Regions from separate parts of the Homo sapiens genome. Here region 1 is linked to region 2. A link is a loop called in an ENCODE intact Hi-C map of the cell type or tissue named here. Cell type or tissue: PC-9. All regions are shown on one strand. Links, peaks and the distances in the headings refer to the core of each region. The heading gives the core; the rest is flanking DNA.

Region 1 (9,222 bases), core at 4,223-9,222, 89 kb after region 2:
CTGAGGGAGTTTGTTTTAGTGCTGAATACCCCAGGAACGAAATCCTTTTGAAAGGGAGGCTAAGTCGTTTCACGCCACCAAAGTGCAGATTTGAAGAATGACTGATGGGACAAAGAGGCGCGATGCGTTAGCGCGGGTTCCCAGAGCGAGCGCAGCACTGGGGCAAATGCGGGAGGCGGCCTGGAGAGGTGGGGCGGGGCAGGGGAGACTCGCAAGGCCCTAAAACCTGATATCGACGGCGCACCAGCCTTCGACCCTCTCCCTCAGCACATTTCACTGTCAATTTGGTAAAGGAGATGCAAAAAGCAGAAGGGAGAGGAGAAAAGTGTAGTCAAGAGGAGTGAAGGACCGGAGTGCTGTAGGAGAGGGGAAAGAAGGAGAGGGAGGGAGAGACTCAGACTGAGGAAGCGGAGAGGAGTTCAGGGAGACTCAGGGAGAAAGAAGAGGACCGGGCAAAGGAAGGCTTAGCCGAAACGCTCCAGGCAGCGCAGAGTTCATTTTCCAAGTGGGGACGACGGGTATTGTTTTTGGCACCTAGGAAACCTTCGGAAGCTGCCGGGTACTTTCCCTCCGCCTCCCGTCTATGTTTGGTAAATATTAACAAACCAGGGCGCGTTATTTTCTGGAGTGTGCATGGAGGGGCTGGCAGAGACTAGGGACAGATTTCCTCTCCTGGAGCCCCCGCCCCCAAAGCCCCAGCTCCACCCTTCACGCACACACACACCTGCTTGACAACAGAAGGAATCAAAATCAATATTGTATTTGTCACCCCTCTGTCTCCTTTTTACTCCCTCAGCAACCCGGGTGCCACTGAAGCGAATTGTGGATTTATGGAGGGAAATTAGCATAAATTATTACGAAATCTGTAGCCGTGTGTGGTCCAGCTTGTGGGAAAAGAGGCTATTGCGAACTCTCCAAGCAGAAAGGTGGTCGGTGGTGGGCTCTGCGGAGGCGATGAATGGCTATTGCACGAAAGAGATTTCCATTTGGTTTGCACATGGGTATAATTGACTTATGTGTATTTTATACAGTTTTCCCAACAACTCCCTAAGCCACCGGGTCGGATGTGCCTCCCCCCCCACCCCCACCCCGTGTTTGCTTTGGGTTCTGCACAATAGACTCTGATGCACTTTTCAAGATTTCTGGAAAGTGCTCCTTCCCTCCTCCTTTTCGTAATACCAGTCTTAAAATGCTGTCAATAACATGCAAATCCTCCCTCCCCGCCCTGGGCTTTGTAGACCTCCAGCAGAACCAAGATAAAACTTTGTAGCAAAGCCCAAGTTTTAAATGTGTTTCTCACAACTTCTCTCCTCATCCAAGGCAAACTTGTGCTACTGGGTTCGGTTTACTTAAGTAACCCTGGTCGTGTGCAATATGCGTCAAACTCCTATCTCCACACTAGCCAAACTTTAAAGATTCATCAGACACAAATTCCTACTTGTATCCTCGCATGTTCCAAACTTGGGGGTGACAACTTTCCCGGGGAGATAGACAAAGATTTATTCCAACTTCAGACTTTTTTTTTTAACCCGAACGTTTTTACTCTTAGAATTTAGTTAATCTCCTGTTTACTCTGAGCAATGATTTCGACAGGCATACAATGGCCTCTTTGCAGGGCAACAAAATGCCAATTGTTAAAATAAGAAAACACTTCTCTCTCCTTATTCCCCACCCTCAACACGCACCCATGCCGGTTAGAAAAGAATCTTCCTGGCTGTCACTGGGGGAACGGAGCAGAGCTTTCACTCCTATCTACATCCCAATTCCAGCCGCCCACGATATTTTATCGGTCTACGTATCAGTATGAACGGATGCACATATTTACTAAGAGGATCCTAAAAATTCCTGGGGGAGTCTATGCTGGTACCCTTCCACAGCAGGAGCGCTCCTGCCTTGCCCACAGTAACTGTTTTGTACCGAGGCCAGCTGTACTCGGGAGCAGGAAAGCTGTGGACCAGCGCCTTTCCATTCTGGGAAACACAAGCCTTGCCCACTATTCCTCATCACGGATCTCCCAAGCTCCCCAGCTCTTTGGACTCCCCAGCTCCTTCCTCCCCAGGACCTTCGATCCGAATCTGGCCGCACAAAGTAACCCCCCAAACGCCGCACCTCGTTATGACCTGAAGCGCGAGTAGCTGGGATGAGTACGGCTGCCTCCGGCCAAAGCTTGGCAGAGGTTCCACCCGAGTCCAAGTGGTTTATCTGCTGAGAAGGGCAATACATTTATCTGCCCTTCTCGAGCCATACCCCCAGAGACAGGTCAACATCCCTCCCCCAGCCCCTCGCACCCATCTCCTCCTCCCAGTTATTTTTTCCGAATTAAGAAGGTGACATTATTCTTTTCTTCAAGCACTTCTGTTAATATTGAAAAACGTGCGCTTGCATCTCAACCGAGGCAGCCCAGAGCCAGAGCCATTTCAATATTAATGAAATTGTTTAATCTCCTAAATTCATCGTGTTTAAGTTACGTTTTGGTGAGTTATTGACCGCCTCCGAAACTGTAGTTAATGAAGTTGTGTGTGTGTGTGTTTGTGTGTGTGTGCATTCGCGCGCTGAAAGATCTTTTTTATGCTAACCCCAAACAGCTCCACTAATAATGCTCTAATATCACTTAAAGTGTTGAAACTTAACACCCAGAATTCTCTACGATCACCACGTCTAGGGAAAAAAAAAGTTCTCCCATTTCTGGACTTTGAAGATGATTCTGTGTGGGCTGTAAGTATTGAGTTTTTAACAACGCAGTAAAATGAATGTCTTTTAAAAACCTTAAAGGTCGGAGAATGTGCAGAAACCCGTGGGAACTCCTGGTGTGTACTTATAGAGTGCGTGCATGCAGGCGGGGTCGACTCACTATTTATTTCATAGCAATTTGATGATGATGATGATGACGGCAGCGACGACGATGAGGATAATGATAATAATAATAATGATTCATTTAACCCTTCCAAGGCGAATCCGAACCGAAGGGAGCCTGCTGCTCGCACCAGGCGGAGTGACCCAAGGCACATTCCCCGCTCCCCAAGAAGGAAAACTCTATGGTTCTTTCCCCAAGTTGTAGAAGATACTGCTGTCTTAGTGGGATCGCAGGCGGCTTTTGCTACACTCTAAATCCTAAATAAGTTCTCCATACCAAAAAAAGCGGCAGTTGGGGGATGGGGGGTGGGAGGTTGGGGGGGTGGGAGGGCTGGGAAGGGGAGTTCCGGGTGTAAAATGAAAACTTCCAGGATGTGCCTGAGTCCTAAAGTTTCAAACCACCTGGGAAAAGCGAGAGCCCCTGAGGCTTACCTGGTGATAAACTGTGTCAAACAAACTCAGGCCCTCCCCAGGTCCGCACAACATTTGCCCCAACAGCTCCTGAGCCTCCATCCTGTGTCCAACCAAATTCCCGGAGGACTTTTAAAGCAAATACCTGGACTCTTCGCCCAGATACACTATTTTAATTTTTAAAAATTTGGTCAATACAGTTACATTCAAAATGGGTTCTTACATGGGGATGTCCAATCACATTTTGAAAGTATTTGTAAACCCCATCACTTTTTCAAAGCTACACACTAACTATACAAAGCTGAAGCAGCTGCATAGGAAAGTCAAGTCAAATTTCGACCTAACTCTCCGGGGACTGGGGGGCAAGGGTGTGTTTTCATTATTATAACCCATGCAACCAACCCCGGGTAGTGCTAAGCGCAGGAAAAGGGTCGGCTTCAGGGGAAAGCCGTGCCTAAAGTTACCTAACGATACAAACCGGATACAACGCAGAGGAAACAGAATACCCCAGCCAAGCAATTTCCATGTCAAACATCATCCGCGCGGCTGCTCCATCTGTGAACGTGAGTGGTCGCCTGGCTCCCTCTTCCGCGGCGGCCGCTTCCTCATACCTTCACACGGCGCACACCGGCCGGCGCGTCCAGCTGCCTGCCCAGTGGCCGAGGCTCTTCCCCCTCGCCCAGTCTTGAGCTGGAAGTGATTCCTATTGGCCAAGGTGTCCATGTAAATAGGTGTGAAAGAAACCAGAGCTGGCCGGGCTCTCCCTTCTCGCTCAGTCCCCTCCCTCTGCAGCCCCCGCTCCCCCTCCTCTTCCTCCTCCTCCCAAGGCGATTGTCATATGATAGCTAAGAAGTGGCACATTAATGAAGCGCCGCTACAGGGGTCTTTTCTGCTCCTGTCACCGCTTAAAACTATCAGATGGTTCGAGGGAGGACATGGAGGCAGCCACCTAGCTCAGCGGAGACGCGGAGCCCACAGCAGCGCCCTCCGGAGCCCTAACACGTCGCTGCCACCATCCGCGCCGGGACTCCGCAGCCGAGCTCGGCCGCCCGCAGGACGCTCCAGGAGCGTCGCGGACCGGGCGGCACGGGACGCTGCGGGGCTGAGCTCAAGAGCCCAGGTTCGCGCCGAGTCCAACCGGACCCGGACGCTGCGCGCGGAGTGCGCGTCGAGTGCGCGCCGAGAGAGAAGCGGCGCGCAGCGGCGTCCTCCCGGATGCGGACGCGCAACTTGAAGCAACTTTAAGGTGAGCAGCTCTCTGTTCCGTCCCTGCCCCCTATTCTGGCCCCAGTACCGACTTACTTCCCGGCTATCCTCGCGCCGTTCGCCGGCTTCCCCTCCCGCGCCCACTAAGCCCGCAAAGTTGCTGGCGAAAGAGTCCGGGCGCTGGCTGATCGAGCGCCGCAGGCCCCACCCCCGACCCCCGAAGTCTGTTACTCGGTCTGGCTGACCCCGCCGGTGTCTCTGTGCATCCATGCTACCTTTCCCTATTACCCACCCCCTTCCCAGATCCGAGCAGTCCGCCGGCCCGCGCGGACCCAGAGCAAGAAGAGGGCGAGGAAGAAGATGCCTCGGCCCGGCCGCAACACGTACAGCGACCAGAAGCCGCCCTACTCGTACATCTCGCTGACCGCTATGGCCATCCAGAGCTCTCCCGAGAAGATGCTGCCGCTGAGCGAGATCTACAAGTTCATCATGGACCGCTTCCCCTACTACAGGGAGAACACGCAGCGCTGGCAGAACAGTCTGCGCCACAACCTCTCCTTCAACGACTGCTTCATCAAGATCCCGCGGCGGCCGGACCAGCCAGGCAAGGGCAGCTTCTGGGCGCTGCACCCAAGCTGCGGGGACATGTTCGAGAACGGCAGCTTCCTGCGGCGCCGCAAGCGCTTCAAGGTGCTTAAGTCCGACCACCTGGCGCCCAGCAAGCCAGCCGACGCGGCGCAGTACCTGCAGCAGCAGGCCAAGCTGCGGCTCAGCGCGCTGGCGGCCTCGGGCACGCACCTGCCACAGATGCCCGCCGCCGCCTACAACTTGGGCGGCGTGGCGCAGCCCTCGGGCTTCAAGCACCCCTTCGCCATCGAGAACATCATCGCGCGGGAATACAAGATGCCTGGGGGGCTGGCCTTCTCCGCCATGCAGCCGGTGCCCGCTGCCTACCCGCTCCCCAACCAGTTGACTACCATGGGCAGCTCGCTGGGCACCGGCTGGCCACACGTGTATGGCTCCGCCGGCATGATCGACTCGGCCACCCCCATCTCCATGGCGAGTGGCGACTACAGCGCCTACGGCGTGCCGTTGAAGCCGCTGTGCCACGCGGCGGGCCAAACGCTGCCCGCCATCCCCGTGCCCATTAAGCCCACGCCGGCCGCCGTGCCCGCGCTGCCTGCGCTGCCAGCGCCCATCCCCACCTTGCTCTCGAACTCGCCGCCCTCGCTCAGCCCCACGTCCTCGCAAACAGCCACCAGCCAAAGCAGCCCCGCCACCCCCAGCGAAACGCTCACCAGCCCGGCCTCCGCCTTGCACTCGGTGGCGGTGCACTGACCCGCAGGAGCCCACGCCCCCTCTCGTTCTCCTCCCCACCACCTCACTCGCCTTCCCTGGCTCCCAGTCCTGCCGGCCCCCACCTGGGACCGCCACCCTAACTTGTTCATTTCACCTTCGGCCAACCCGCCTTGCCCCAAGAGAACTTTGTTTTGGACCCAGGAGACCAAACACAAACTTGCAGATGGGCCGAGAGGCGCGTGGGAGTTGTCCTCGCCCCCACATCAAGGAAGGCCGGGGCCACCTGAGCCGAACCATCCCCTCCCTGAGGCCCCGAAACCCCCTCCTATTTGACCGGCGGGGGAAACCCTGTCACCCCCTCTTCGCCGAGAAAAGCGCGTCTTCCCTCCGCCCAGATCGGCGGAGCCCCGAACTCTGCGCAGTTTCAAGACTAGAGAAACTGCCTCAGATGTTTCCAGGAACAGATCCCCCCCACACCCCCTCCCCGCGAGGGCTGCAACAGCGCAGGGGAGGGCCGGATCTCTTTACGTCTTGGAAATCTGCAGCAAAAAGGAGCCACTAATCTTCCTACCCCACTCGCCTCCGCCCATCCGGCAGGGGCTGGGCCGACCACAGCTTCCCGGGGTTGCGGCCCTGCCTCCTAGGCTTCTGCGGAGATTTTGTTGTTGTTTGGGGTTTTGTTTCCTTCCAGAGGCTCCAGGCGCTGGGAGTTAGGAAAGAGGCTGCCAAGCTGAGAAAGCGACGCTCGTCCTCACACAGCAAAACAAAACTAAAAGTAACCTTGTATTGTTTACAAAGCGCCCAGTAATATGTAAACAGTGAACTTGAATCTGTCTTGCTAGGCGGACGAACGGGCAAAGCCCACATTATAAGTACCTGTTGTAATGTGAATGTTTACTCTTCATTTCTGGCCAGGTTTAGAAAGGGAGGGAAGTGGGGATGGGAAAGTTAATTGGGATGTTAACTTTCCGATGACTTAGAGACCTTTTTAGCTATTTATTTTATTGTTGGGAAAAAAAAAAAAAAAAAAGAAGGAAAGAAAATGAAATAAGCCCAAACCAAGAAAGCATCAAGGGCAACCCGGGAAGAACTTAGATAAGCTGACTGGTAACATGAAGGGATGTCACCGGATAGCTCTCCCACGGACAAGTCTTTCTGTTTGCTACCAGAACTTTTCCAAGAAGCTAAAGGGCTGCAAAGAGATGTAAATACTTGTGAATAGGAATGATTATACACTGTGTAAAATGCACTTTTGTTTGCTGTATTCCTTTAGAATCTTAGATAATTGGCTGGAAAACGAACTGTTGTTCTGGTGTGACCTGCTTAAGTTAAAAAAAAAAAAAGTTGTAGTGTCATCAGAGCTGTAAAATTTTTACCTTTCATTTTCCCTCCCTGTACAGAATTAGCGTGGCATTTTAAATATTGATGTTCTTGTTCCCAGCATGCCTGTTTTAAAACAAAGGATTTAAAAAAAAAGGGTGTCTACATTAAATTATGACCTAGTCCAAATAATATTTTCTCATTAAAATATGTAAATTCAAATTTTAGTTTTGTGTGTTTTTGAAGAGTTGCTACAAATAATTTTGCAAAAGATGGATGTAATGCTTCCCTAAACATGCTTTCTGCAATACACTGAGTAATTTGCCTTTTTCATATCATATTGTGAAAACAGTCAAACCTCCTCTTATGCACTTGGAGATTGTGGGAGAAATTATTCAGATAGAATTTTGAAGGTATTTGTGTATAGGGAAAAAGGAAACAGACTATTTCTATTAAAGATCAGGTGCACAGGTGCAGTGGTGAAAGAAAACCTGTTTTTGAAACAATAAGTATTTTATATGTATTTTTGTCTTTATTGAAATATACATTTTATGAAATATAGCACTTATAAATATAAGGCTTATGTAGAAATCAGGTAGAAAATATGGAGACTTAAAAAGTAAAAACAGACTTGCTTACTCAATGCTTATATTCTGATGCATCTTATTTAGTGTGAGTATTCAGTTCCTTGCTCCTTTAAATTATTGCGGTTGTTAAAATTTTTTAAATAGAAATTACCTAGAGGTTCACCTTCATGTCCAGATACCTGTTCACTTTGAACTGAACAGATTTCTTTCACTCCTTCCTCTGAGAAGATAATGCTTGATGCACTTATTTTAAAGATATGAATGAAGTTACTTCAAATGCCTGACTTTAAGTACTTGCTTTTCTTCATATTTTTGCAGAGAATTAAAATTTGCCGAGAATTTATGGCGCAAGGCTAACTGACACTTTATTGAAAGGGTCACAATATTTCCAGAATGAGATGTGTATTCACCTAATGAAGTTACAAGGCAAAGAGTAACTTAAATGGTGATTAACACTTTACTGTGTAAAATGATTAAACAAGAGACCCTTGTGCAACACAGAGGGAGCCACATAGAAACCACAATCACTGTACTTCATAGGAGGATCCTTAGCACCTGCAACCATTATATATTTAGAGGACTACCTGAAAAACAACTTAGGATTAATGCAAAGGGTAATTAATCCTGTTCTGACCATTTTTTAAAAAGAAGGATCCCACACACAGCCAAAAAAAAAAAAAGTGGAAAATAAATGAATCATTGGACTGATTAAAATGCATGAAGCTACTAAAGCTCGTCAGACAGGGGACAACTAAACTCATTCATCAAGCCCAATTCACAATTATATCAACAAGATCAGCTAAAGAAAGCCTGGAAAACTTAACCGCCCTGGGCTAGGAAACTCTTAAAACTTTGTTCTCAACAAGAAATCATATACATTTTTTTAAAAAAAATTAAATATGTTTTCACAGTTTCCTGCAAAAGAAAATTAAGGCCATCTCTGGAATATGCTAATCTCATCGAATTTGGTAACACTGAATTCAAGCTGGGGATGAAAGAAGTATAGAGGGCTAACACGGGCCTCAAACATTTTATAAATCATCAGCTTAAATAAATGTTCCTCTTACAACAGGCACTAGAATTCAGAGATGAGTGATGTGTACATCTGCACATTTAATACCTAGAGGTAAATAAGATACAGATCCTATTTCTGATTTTTAGCAAAGGAGAGATTTCAACTCAGTATTTGAAAATGCTCTTTTCAGCTGGTAAGTTCGTCATGGTGTATTGCAAAGAATGAAATAACTTGGGCATTGTGAGCCCTCCTTTCACAAATGCAGGCATCTTTTCTCAGACAAAGTTGAATGAGTAAAGTAAAAAAAAAAATCCATTGATGATATTTTGACCTTGATCAGAAATCCAAAGGCAGTCCAAACACACATGCCTCCACCCCACTCCATCCCCGCCTCACCCCCCAGCTTTGAGACTTATGCCCTGTTTAGCTGAAGTGCCCCACAAATAAGGAAGTTTATAACTATGATACCTTCAATGGCTCTCTTTGTCATGTTAAATCTTTTCACCTGGCTCAAGTCCAAAGTCAATACAC
Region 2 (9,475 bases), core at 2,299-7,298:
ATGGGAAGAACAGGAAGATCAATCCATTCAATAGGCTGTTACAATTGCTACAACCCCTGCCGGCTTACATGGGAGGGGGCTTTTAAAAAAGGTGCCTTCCAGGTGGCAATTCCATGCATCTGAGCAGGTAAGGCCAGGTGCAGGGGAAAATATCTGATATGTTGCAACTAAACTAAGGGAGAAATGAAACCACAGGTCTGCTGTCTCCTGGCACATATGTACATGCTTTGTTCCGAGTTATAAAATTGTGTGTATGAAGTTGGGAATTATCCGAACCCAGAAGTATCCTCATGTTCTTCTTATGTCACTAGTCTCCCGTACACTCCTCCCTGGACCCAAGGTGGCTTTATCTTTAATTACCATTCACCAAGTTTGCACGTGGTATTTCTCATTAGAAGGCGAGTACCTCTTTGTCCAAGCCACTGGGAGTGGGGAGCACTCAGTATGGCCTATCTTGAAGCTGTAACCCCACTCAGGTAGCCCCTACGCTGTTCTTAGCTTTCTCACTCCTGAGGTCAAAAGAATACAAACTATTCCAGCTCTGCACATGTCTCCTTAATGTGTCTGTCTCTTTATAAAGTCTTCTTGGAATTCACATCTTTTTATAATTTACTAATTTAATTCATTTTATATCTACAAATCTACTTTTCTTTCCCTTCTCGAGTACAATAGATTATGACTTGAAATCTTCTCTCCAATCAATACTGTGCCCCCAACACCGTCTTCCCTCCGTTTGTCACTAGAACAAAGCATTTGCTTATTGTATTTCACAATCGTGGTGACACCATCTGTACTGGTTGTATAATGTTTGGTAGGCTTTGTCATAATTTACTTAAACATCCTCTTGTTTACTGAACACTAGGGTTATTCTGATTCTTCACTGTTGGGAATGGTACTGTAATAAACATTTTGGAACATGAACCTTTTTTTTACCTTTTAATACTTTTTTCTCCTTAGAATAGAGTTCAAATAGTGGCCATTTCCATGTGATAGCCTCCATTAAAAAGCAAGCATTTCCCACACATATTTATGCATGTGTTAGATTCTTTGGTGGGGGTGGGTAATGGAAATGATTCCTTTTCAGTCAAAGAACTCTTTTTCTACATTTCCCTTCTTTTTCCTCCTTACCTTACTTTCTCCTCTGATCCTGCCTAGAAATCAAATCCAGGACACCAAAGCATGAGCCTTAGGAGAGCATTGCCAGGGCTGCTACGAGCAATAAAGTTATGGGTGAGCGACTTTACATCGTTACTGATCCTTCTTTTTCATTCAGTCTTCTCTGAGATCCCATCCAGTGCTAACGATCTTTGAGTCCTTAAACCAGTCTTTACTCAGCTCCTCCATCTTCAAGTACAGCCCTCTCTGCTTTTGTAATTAGCAACTAAGAATGTTCAATTTGTTATAAGTAATTAATTTAATTAATTAATAAAGTTACACTTAAGAAAGACTTTTGGGCCAATGCTTCATCACACCCAAGTTCCTTTTCTACTTCTTTTATCTGGAAAAGTAAATTTAGGCTCCAAAAAGTTTTCTGAAAAGCTAACAATGCCTGCTTTTTACAGAGGATGGTATTTTTTTTTAAATTTACTTCTATACCCTAAAAAGTACTTAGAAGTCTAAGATTAAATTCTCAGAATGGTCCTGTCTTTGGTAGTCCTAGTTTTCCAGGACCAAAGAAATCATGCTCCTTGTTAATTTTGCAAATCATGACAATACAGTAATAATAGTTCCTGATTGCCTAGTACTTTTACATATGTTATATAATTTATTCTTCTGTACAATTCTATAAACTGGGCAATGTAGATTTGCTTATCTTTATGGATGAGGAAACTGAGACTCCAGAGGTTACTTGCTTAAGACACAACAAGCCTCTTGGACTTGGATCCAATGGCTGATCTGGAGATTCCAGGGAATCTCTAGAGCAAGCCATTTTATACCGTTCTTGGCAAGCTCTGATAGCTCGCAATGCCTTCCTTATTTTGGGCTAAACCTCTCTCCTGAGTTGACTTCTACCCACTCACTTGTCCTGGTTTTAGCTTTCAGGCTCCATAGAAAAAGTCTAATATTTTGCTTCCATGTGACATGAAATTTGGGGACAAAAGACCAAAGTGTCCTTTGGGTCTGCTCTTCTTCAGAAGAAAGAAGTATGTTCCTTCAGCTATTTCTCCAATGGCATGATTTTAGCCTCATTACCTTGGTGAACATGTTTGTTTTAAACTGAACGTGATTCTCCGATGGGGTCAACATACAGAATAGCAGGATGATCTTCCCTCCTCTTCTAAAAGTTCTAGACCTGCCTAAACTACCCATTAGCTTTCTTGCCTGGACACCTTTAGGTTATATTCAGTTTACAATCTACAAAAGCCCTCTACCCATTTCCTCCTCCCCTCCCTCCCTCCCTTCTTCCTCCCTTCCCTTCTCTTCCATTCCCTATCCTTCCTTCTTTTTTTTTTTTGAGACAGATTCTCTCTCTATTGTTCATGCTGGAGTTCAGTGGTGCGACCTACTAGGCTCAATAGATTCTCCTGCCTCAGCCTCCCAAGTAGCTGAGATTACGGGTGCGTGCCACCACCCCAGACTAATTTTTGTGTTATTATCATTTTTTCTTTTTAGTGGAGACGGGGTTTCGCCATGTTGGCCAGGCTGGTCTTGAATTCCTGGCCTCAAGCGACCTGCCTGCCTCAGCCTCCCAAAGTGCTAGGATTACAGGAATGAGCTACCACGCCCTTACCCATTTCATACAAGGTACTATTGAGTTATGTCTTCCCGGTATTGAGCTCGTGCCAATGTCTTTTTGGATCAACTACAAACACACGTTTTTACTTTTCCCTATGTTACTTCACCTTTTATTAAAGTAGATTTGGTTCCCAAATTCTAAGCTGTTAAGATTTGAAGACAGTTTAATTCAGATTATTGTAGAGAAATCTAATTCATTCTTTGTAATAGGCATATAATGACTCCTACAATCAATGAGTCTCAATTTATACAAGTATCCTCTTATTGATATATATGGGCATTGTCTTGATTTGAATTTGTTTTGCCAACTGTAAGCAATGCTACAAGAAACGTACTTCCATATATATACTGGTGTTTTATTTAAAAAAAAAATAGTCTTAAAAGCTGGGTCAGAGGATGTCTGCATTTGTAATCCTAACGGCTATGAATAGATTATTTTACCAAAGGTAACAACAGTACAGAGTAATGCTGGCAGCATGTGAGGTAGCAAGAAGAGTTAGAAATAGATTTAAAAACAAAAGCATAAAAGAGTAAAATAAAGCTAGGAGTAAAGTAAGTCTCTGAATTTTTTCTATACCATACGTGTATTCCTTTGATAAAAAGCTAGCGAAAAATTCTCTCCTAAAGCTTTTTGTTATTAAGCCTGTGGAAATAATGGTCTTTTTCTCTGCACTGCTGAAGTATTTACTATTTGCAAAACTCACTATTTGTTCCATTCCTGAGGCAATTAATCACAGAGGATCCCTGACCATCAAGCGTTCTATTGTTATAATGAGCTGTCATTCAGAGCTTTCATTGTCATCCACATCTTTATGACTTAAGAGGTCAACCTTGGAGTCAAACGCACCAGGGTTCAAATTCCAGCCATTTACCCACTTACCAAGTGTGTGGTTTTGAGGCATTACTTAGAAGCCTTAAGTTTCAGCTTCATCTGTAAAATGGGTATAATACTTCTTTACTTTCAAGTATTCAGAATTAATAATGTAATGTATACAAAGCCCCCTGGAAAAGTGCCTGGTACACACTACTACTGGATGATTAATATTTACACATACTACCACTATTGTATGGTTAGGTGCCAGGCTTTGCAAAGCACTTTACATACACTTTCCTAAAACCAGAACTATGGCTGGGCACAGTGGCTCGCGCCTGTAATCCCAACACCTTGGGAGGCTGAGATGGGTGGATCACTTGAGTCAGGAGTTCGAGATCAGCCTGACCAACATGACAAAACCCCATCTCTACTAAAAATACAAAATTAGCTGGGCATGGTAGCGCTTGCCTGTAGTCCCAGCTACTTGGAAGGCTGAGGCATGAGAATCCCTTGAATCCAGGAGGGAGAGTTTGCGGTGAGCTGAGATCATGCCACTGCACTCCAGCCTGGGTGACAGAGTGAGACTCCATCTCAAAAAAACAAAACAAGCAAACAAATTAAAATAGAACTATAATTCACACATGTAGCCACTCAACTAATGATTTCAGAATAAAGTAAGTACTATTACGACTCCATTTTGTAGATGAGAAAATGAGGATCACAGAGGTAAAAGTAACTTGTCTAAGGTCAAACAGCTAAAATAAAACCTTCATTCAATGAATGTTAATTATACTAATTACTACTAATCTTGAGATTGCCTCAATATATGCAGCTTGGAACATGAGACTGATGAAACTTTAGGGTAGCTACTGGGATAATGAGTGACTGAAGGAGCTAACCCTACTTTAGGCTGCAACCAGCACCTACGTCCCAAAGGGCTAGAGTGGCGTGGGCAGGCATTCTATCTCTCTGCAGAGTGTAGCCATAAAGTGGAGAGGGTGGGGCCAGAGCCGGCTGAGAGTGAACGTATCAGAAATGCCAGAAGGTGGCAGTGTGGGGTGGTACCTGGAGAGGTATGCCTGGGGTCAGTGAGATGGCTGGGCCTCACAGGGACGGGTTTGGCAAGGATTAAGCTGCATTCATGATGGGACTTCAGTCTTTCTGGGATTAGGGTTCAAATCAGAAACAGGATAAAGTTCAGTAGTGACAACACAGTCACAGCATGGGGTCAGAGGGGATTATAGCTCTCAGGGTCATGGAGGGCCCTGGGGACTCACCCCACAGGCTCATGGCCTGAGGACCCCCAATATCTGACCAACGGACTAGGGGTTGGTAAGCCAACAGCTCCCGGGCCTCTGTGTCTGCTGTCAAGGGAAAGCGCACGGGGAGGGAACCTGCATTCATTGGGCAGATTCAAAGCCTATGTTAGCCATGTTTAGGCCCCAAGAATACACGGACATTTCAAACTCAGGGTTCCTTCCCCTGTGTTCTGTGTTCTAGCACAACCGTTCTGCTTTTTAAAACCTTCCTGTAGCTCTCTTGATTCAAATGAATACATCACTTAGAAGTTAAAACCAAAGGACATAGCGTATATCCCAGATGAACAGCAAGGATGGGTCTTTGAGGTTTGCTTTTTCAACAGCAGTTTTGCCTCTGGTCTCTGCACCAAAATCGGGTCCCTTCCTCATCTCATACATTCTCTCTTTGCTTTTACAGTTCAGAAAACTGCAGCATGTGACCCTCAGTGTGTGTCCCTCTGTAAAGCATCCACTTACATAACTTTTCCTGCTATTATCTAAAAATATATCAGTGCACTTGGCTTGAGAATGTTTTTGAGACTTAAATTTACACTCAGCACTTCAAAAGCATCACAGTAAGCCTGTTGAAACTTCCAGTGTGAAAGCTCAGAAATTCTAATAAGCACTAGACTACACTCACAAATAAAAAACATTCTTTCCAATCCTCTCCTGTAGGACTCAGGGAGAATAATTAGAACAATAGAGATAATACTCTCTGAAATTAAGCCAATTTCAGCTCTCTCCAAAGGTTTTCATTAAATGCAGGGGAAAGCCAGAGATATGAGCTGGAATCTTTTCCTAGCCACTTGCTGGCTGTGTAATGTGGGATCATTTGGCTGATCTTCCCAAATCTCTGTTTCCTTATTTGTAAAATGGGAGTATTTGAAAACTCCAGGAGTCATTGGGAAGATCAAATTCTATTATGCACCTGCAAGCTACAAAGCTGTTGTACACCTCATAACTGAGCGCCTTCTTTTCCTTTTCCTTCTTTTTTTGTAATTTATGTATTTATTTTAATTTTTTTAAAGTAGAAATGGGGTCTTACTACATTACCCAGACTGGTTTTGAAATCCTGGGCTCAAGCGATCCTCCCGCCTCAGCCTCCCAAAGTGTTGGGATTACAGGCGTGAGCCACAGCACCCAGCTTTCTTTTTCCTTTTATCTTAATTGTGCTTTGGTTAGTTTTTGAGACTGAGACATTTGACAGGACTTTGAGATGGGCCGCATGGCAGAGGAAGACCAGGAACTGAGACTCTAGCGTGGCTCCACCTCTCACTGCATTGTCTCGGGAAAGCAACCTTCATTTCTGCATCTCAGTTTCCTTTTATCTGAGAGATGTGGATCTTGACCAAATAATCATCAATGTCTCCTCTCAATCTATGATTTAGGGTTTAACCTTTAAATTCGGCAGCACCCTTTCATGAATGGTCTGAGCCAATGACGAGACAGCAGCATTTCTCTTTTGGTATTGCCAGATTAGAGGTCTCGCTGGTGGCTTTTGACTCATACCTGTTTTCTTTCCTGCTTTGCTCTATGCTTTCCACAGCGGTGATCTCATTCAATTCTCACAAGAACCTCATGAGTCAGAAAAGGCAGATATGACTGTCTGCATTTTACAGATGATGAAAATGAAGCCTTGGGAGGGTGATAAATCTGCCCAGATCACCCAAGTAGTTGGAAAAGTCAGTTCTCCAGAGGTTGAAAGGGCCTCGACTCTCCAGGGACTGGGGAAACCCACAGAGAGAAACCCACTCCCCTGCATCCAGCCTTGTCTGAGCTCCCATCCTCTCTTGTAACAGCCTCATAACCAGTCTTCCTCCTCATGCCCTTCCCCTACCACACAGTTGCTTCTCAACACAGCAGCCAGAGTGGAGTTTTAAAAATGTAAGTCAGGGCTGGGCACAGTGGCTCATGCCTATAATCCCAGCACTCTGGGAGGCTGAGGTGGGTGAATCACCTGAGGTGTAGAAAGAGAGAGAAAGAAGAGAGAGAGAGAGAAGGAGGAGGTGTCACACACTTTTAAACAGCCAGATCTCATGACAGATCACTCATTATCTCGAGGACAGCACAAAGACATTTGTGGGGGGCTGCCTCCCCATGACCCAAACACTTCCCACTAAGCCCCACCTCCAACACTGGGGATTACATTTCAACATGAGATTTGGAGGGGACAAATATCCAAGCCATATCACTCCTCCTCTGCCCTCACTAATTGTATATAGTTAATTGGCCTACATGTCTTTCTTCCCTGATAAAGTGTGACTGCTAAAGTCACACTTGCAGTTCTGAGCGAACCAGGATGATGGTTCACCCCCACTGTGAGCTCCATAAGAGATCCTGTCTCACTTTTCTTTGTCTTTCCAGAGTCTAGGTGAGACCTGGAGCACCAAAGTGTTAGTTAAATAAAAAATGTACACATGCGTACTCCAGCTTTTAGAGGCTGGACTGTGTTCACTTTGAACTACTTTAAAATGAGCTCTAGGCTGGGTGCAGTGGCTCATGCCAGTAATCCCAGCATTTTGAGAGGCCGAGGCAGGCGGATCACTTGAGGTCATGAGTTGGAGACCAGCCTGGCCAACATGGAAAAACCCTGTTTCTAGGAAAAATAAAAATAAAATAAAGTAAAATAAGCTCTACACATCTTGGAAGAAAGTGAGAAATATCACTATGAATAAATCCTATTAGAAACAGGTCTTTTTATGCACCCTGGCAGGCTGGTTGGCCCGTTCAGACACACCTTGAAATGTGCAAATCGAATACACAGGGTGGCCCTCAGCCTGTAGTATCTTGCTGCTCAAAGCATGGTCCATGCACTAGCACCAGTGGTATTGCCTCAGAGCTTGCTAGAAATGCAGAATCTCAGGCCTTACCATAAAACTGCTGAATCGGAATCTACATTTTAAGAAGATCCCAGCTCATTCATATACATAGTAAATGTCAAGAATCGCTGCTTTAGGGCCCGTTAGAAATACCTGTGGATCCACATCTACTTTGCCAGCCTTACCCTTGCAAATGTTGCTTTGAAAGATTGCCAGGTAGTGCTCAGGCATCTGATTTGGAAAAAAAAAAAAAATGTTTATTCGCCAGGCGCGGTGGCTCACGCCTGTAATCCCAGCACTTTGGGAGGCCGAGGCAGGCGGATCACGAGGTCAGGAGATTGAGACCATCCTGGCTAACAGGGTGAAACCCCGTCTCTACTAAAAATACAAAAAATTAGCTGGGCGAGGTGGCGGGCGCCTGTAGTCCCAGCTACTTGGGAGGCTGAGGCAGGAGAATGGCGTGAACCCAGGGGGCGAAGCCTGCAGTGAGCAGAGATCATGCCACTGCACTCCAGCCTGGGCGACAGTGAGCCGTCTCAAGAAAAAAAAAAATGTTTATTTTGACATGCAGCAAAGATTGAGAATGGCTAGAAATGTGTTTTTCTTATTGCCCTTATTCCTGAAAATATGATACTTGGACCACCTGTATCTGGTGCTTGCAGAAAGGACTGATTTCCAGGCAATATCTCAGAATATGGAATCAGAATCTTAGAAGTAGGGTAAGGCACTGAAATTGGTATTTTCCATAAATTTTGTAGGGGATTCCTATGTATACCAAAGTTTAAAAACCTCTGCCCTAGGAAGAGGAATGATGGAGAAGTGATATGAGTGCTCCTGGGTTTTTTGCCTGTCTGGAATTCCTTCACTACCGCCAATACCCCCATTTTGTAACATTATTCTTTTGGAGATCCACTTCTGTTTTCAGTCCACCTGGATTAGATACGACCGACCTTTCCTCCTTCCAGAAGTGAGCATGTGATCTAGGCCTTACCAGTGAAAGAATTCCTTCCCCCTGCCCACAGCCATTGCTTAAAGATTGAGCACAACTCAGGGTTTATGAATGAGATTGGCACCATTTCTAGAATTATTGGGGGAAGAGATGCTCTTTTTGCTAGATTCCTGAGCAGAAGTCTTGGGCTGCTGGAGGTCATCTTTGCTAACCTTTGGGGGAACCTGTCAACACAGAAGAGGGCTGAGGCAGATGGAGGTGGCAAGAAGGGCACCCTGCCACTCACAAAGCCCTGAGAATGACTTGTGTGGATTCAGGCCTTTAAAGCTGACTGCAGCACAACTTGACATTAGGTATTAAATGAAGAATGAGCCTGTTCAACATGGTGAAACCCTCTCTCTACCAAATAAAGATATAAAAATTCACTGGGCATGGTGGTGCATACCCGTAGTATCAGCTACTTGGGAGGCTGAGGTGGGAGGATCACTTGAGCCTGGGAGGCGGAGGTTGCAGTGAGCCAAGATCATGCCACTGCATTCCAGCCAGGGCAACAAAGCAAGACCCCATCTCAGCAACAACAACAAAAACAAATCTGTGGTCAAATAGCTTGTGAAACTTTGCACTGAACACATTTCCACAGAGTTTATTTCTCAGGACTTCTCAGATTATTATTTATTTATTTATTTATTTATTTTTAGAGACAGGGTTTCACTCTGTCACCCAGGTTAGAATGCAGTGGCACGATCCTACCTCACTGCGGCCTTGGACTCCTGGGCTCAAGGGATCCTCCTGCCGCAGTTTCCTGAGTAGCTGGGACTACAGGCACATGCCACCACAGCTGGCTCATTTTTTTTATTTT

Evidence for each region. A loop is a pair of places that touch in the nucleus more often than their neighbours do. Peaks named below come from ENCODE experiments on the same cell type or tissue, not always from the same donor. Only the 100,000 strongest peaks of a DNase experiment are listed, where the experiment ranks them.
Region 1: it touches region 2 in a loop (5-fold over the local background); 7 of 110 quality-filtered maps call a loop at or near these places.

What each region holds. Positions count from the first base shown.
Region 1 is chr15:60,000,134-60,009,355 of GRCh38, forward strand. FOXB1 (forkhead box B1) reads left to right here and starts at 4,178. Exons shown (of 2, transcript NM_012182.3): 1 at 4,178-4,510; 2 at 4,774-7,311. The coding sequence starts at 4,831. The coding sequence ends at 5,808. RefSeq lists enhancers at 3,859-4,374, 6,191-6,270, 6,351-6,470, 8,847-9,222 and a silencer at 6,477-6,771. In PC-9, for the core only: no CTCF peak of the experiment used is centred there; a DNase peak (open chromatin) is centred at 6,458; H3K4me3 peaks cover 3,049 bases; H3K27ac peaks cover 2,950 bases.
Region 2 is chr15:59,913,117-59,922,591 of GRCh38, forward strand. No RefSeq gene overlaps it. Among named protein-coding and RNA genes, the nearest start is that of FOXB1, 86 kb to the right of the region's middle. RefSeq lists enhancers at 6,510-6,559, 6,620-6,729. In PC-9, for the core only: a CTCF peak has its summit at 4,609 (motif pointing right); DNase peaks (open chromatin) are centred at 4,595 and 6,415; H3K27ac peaks cover 1,997 bases.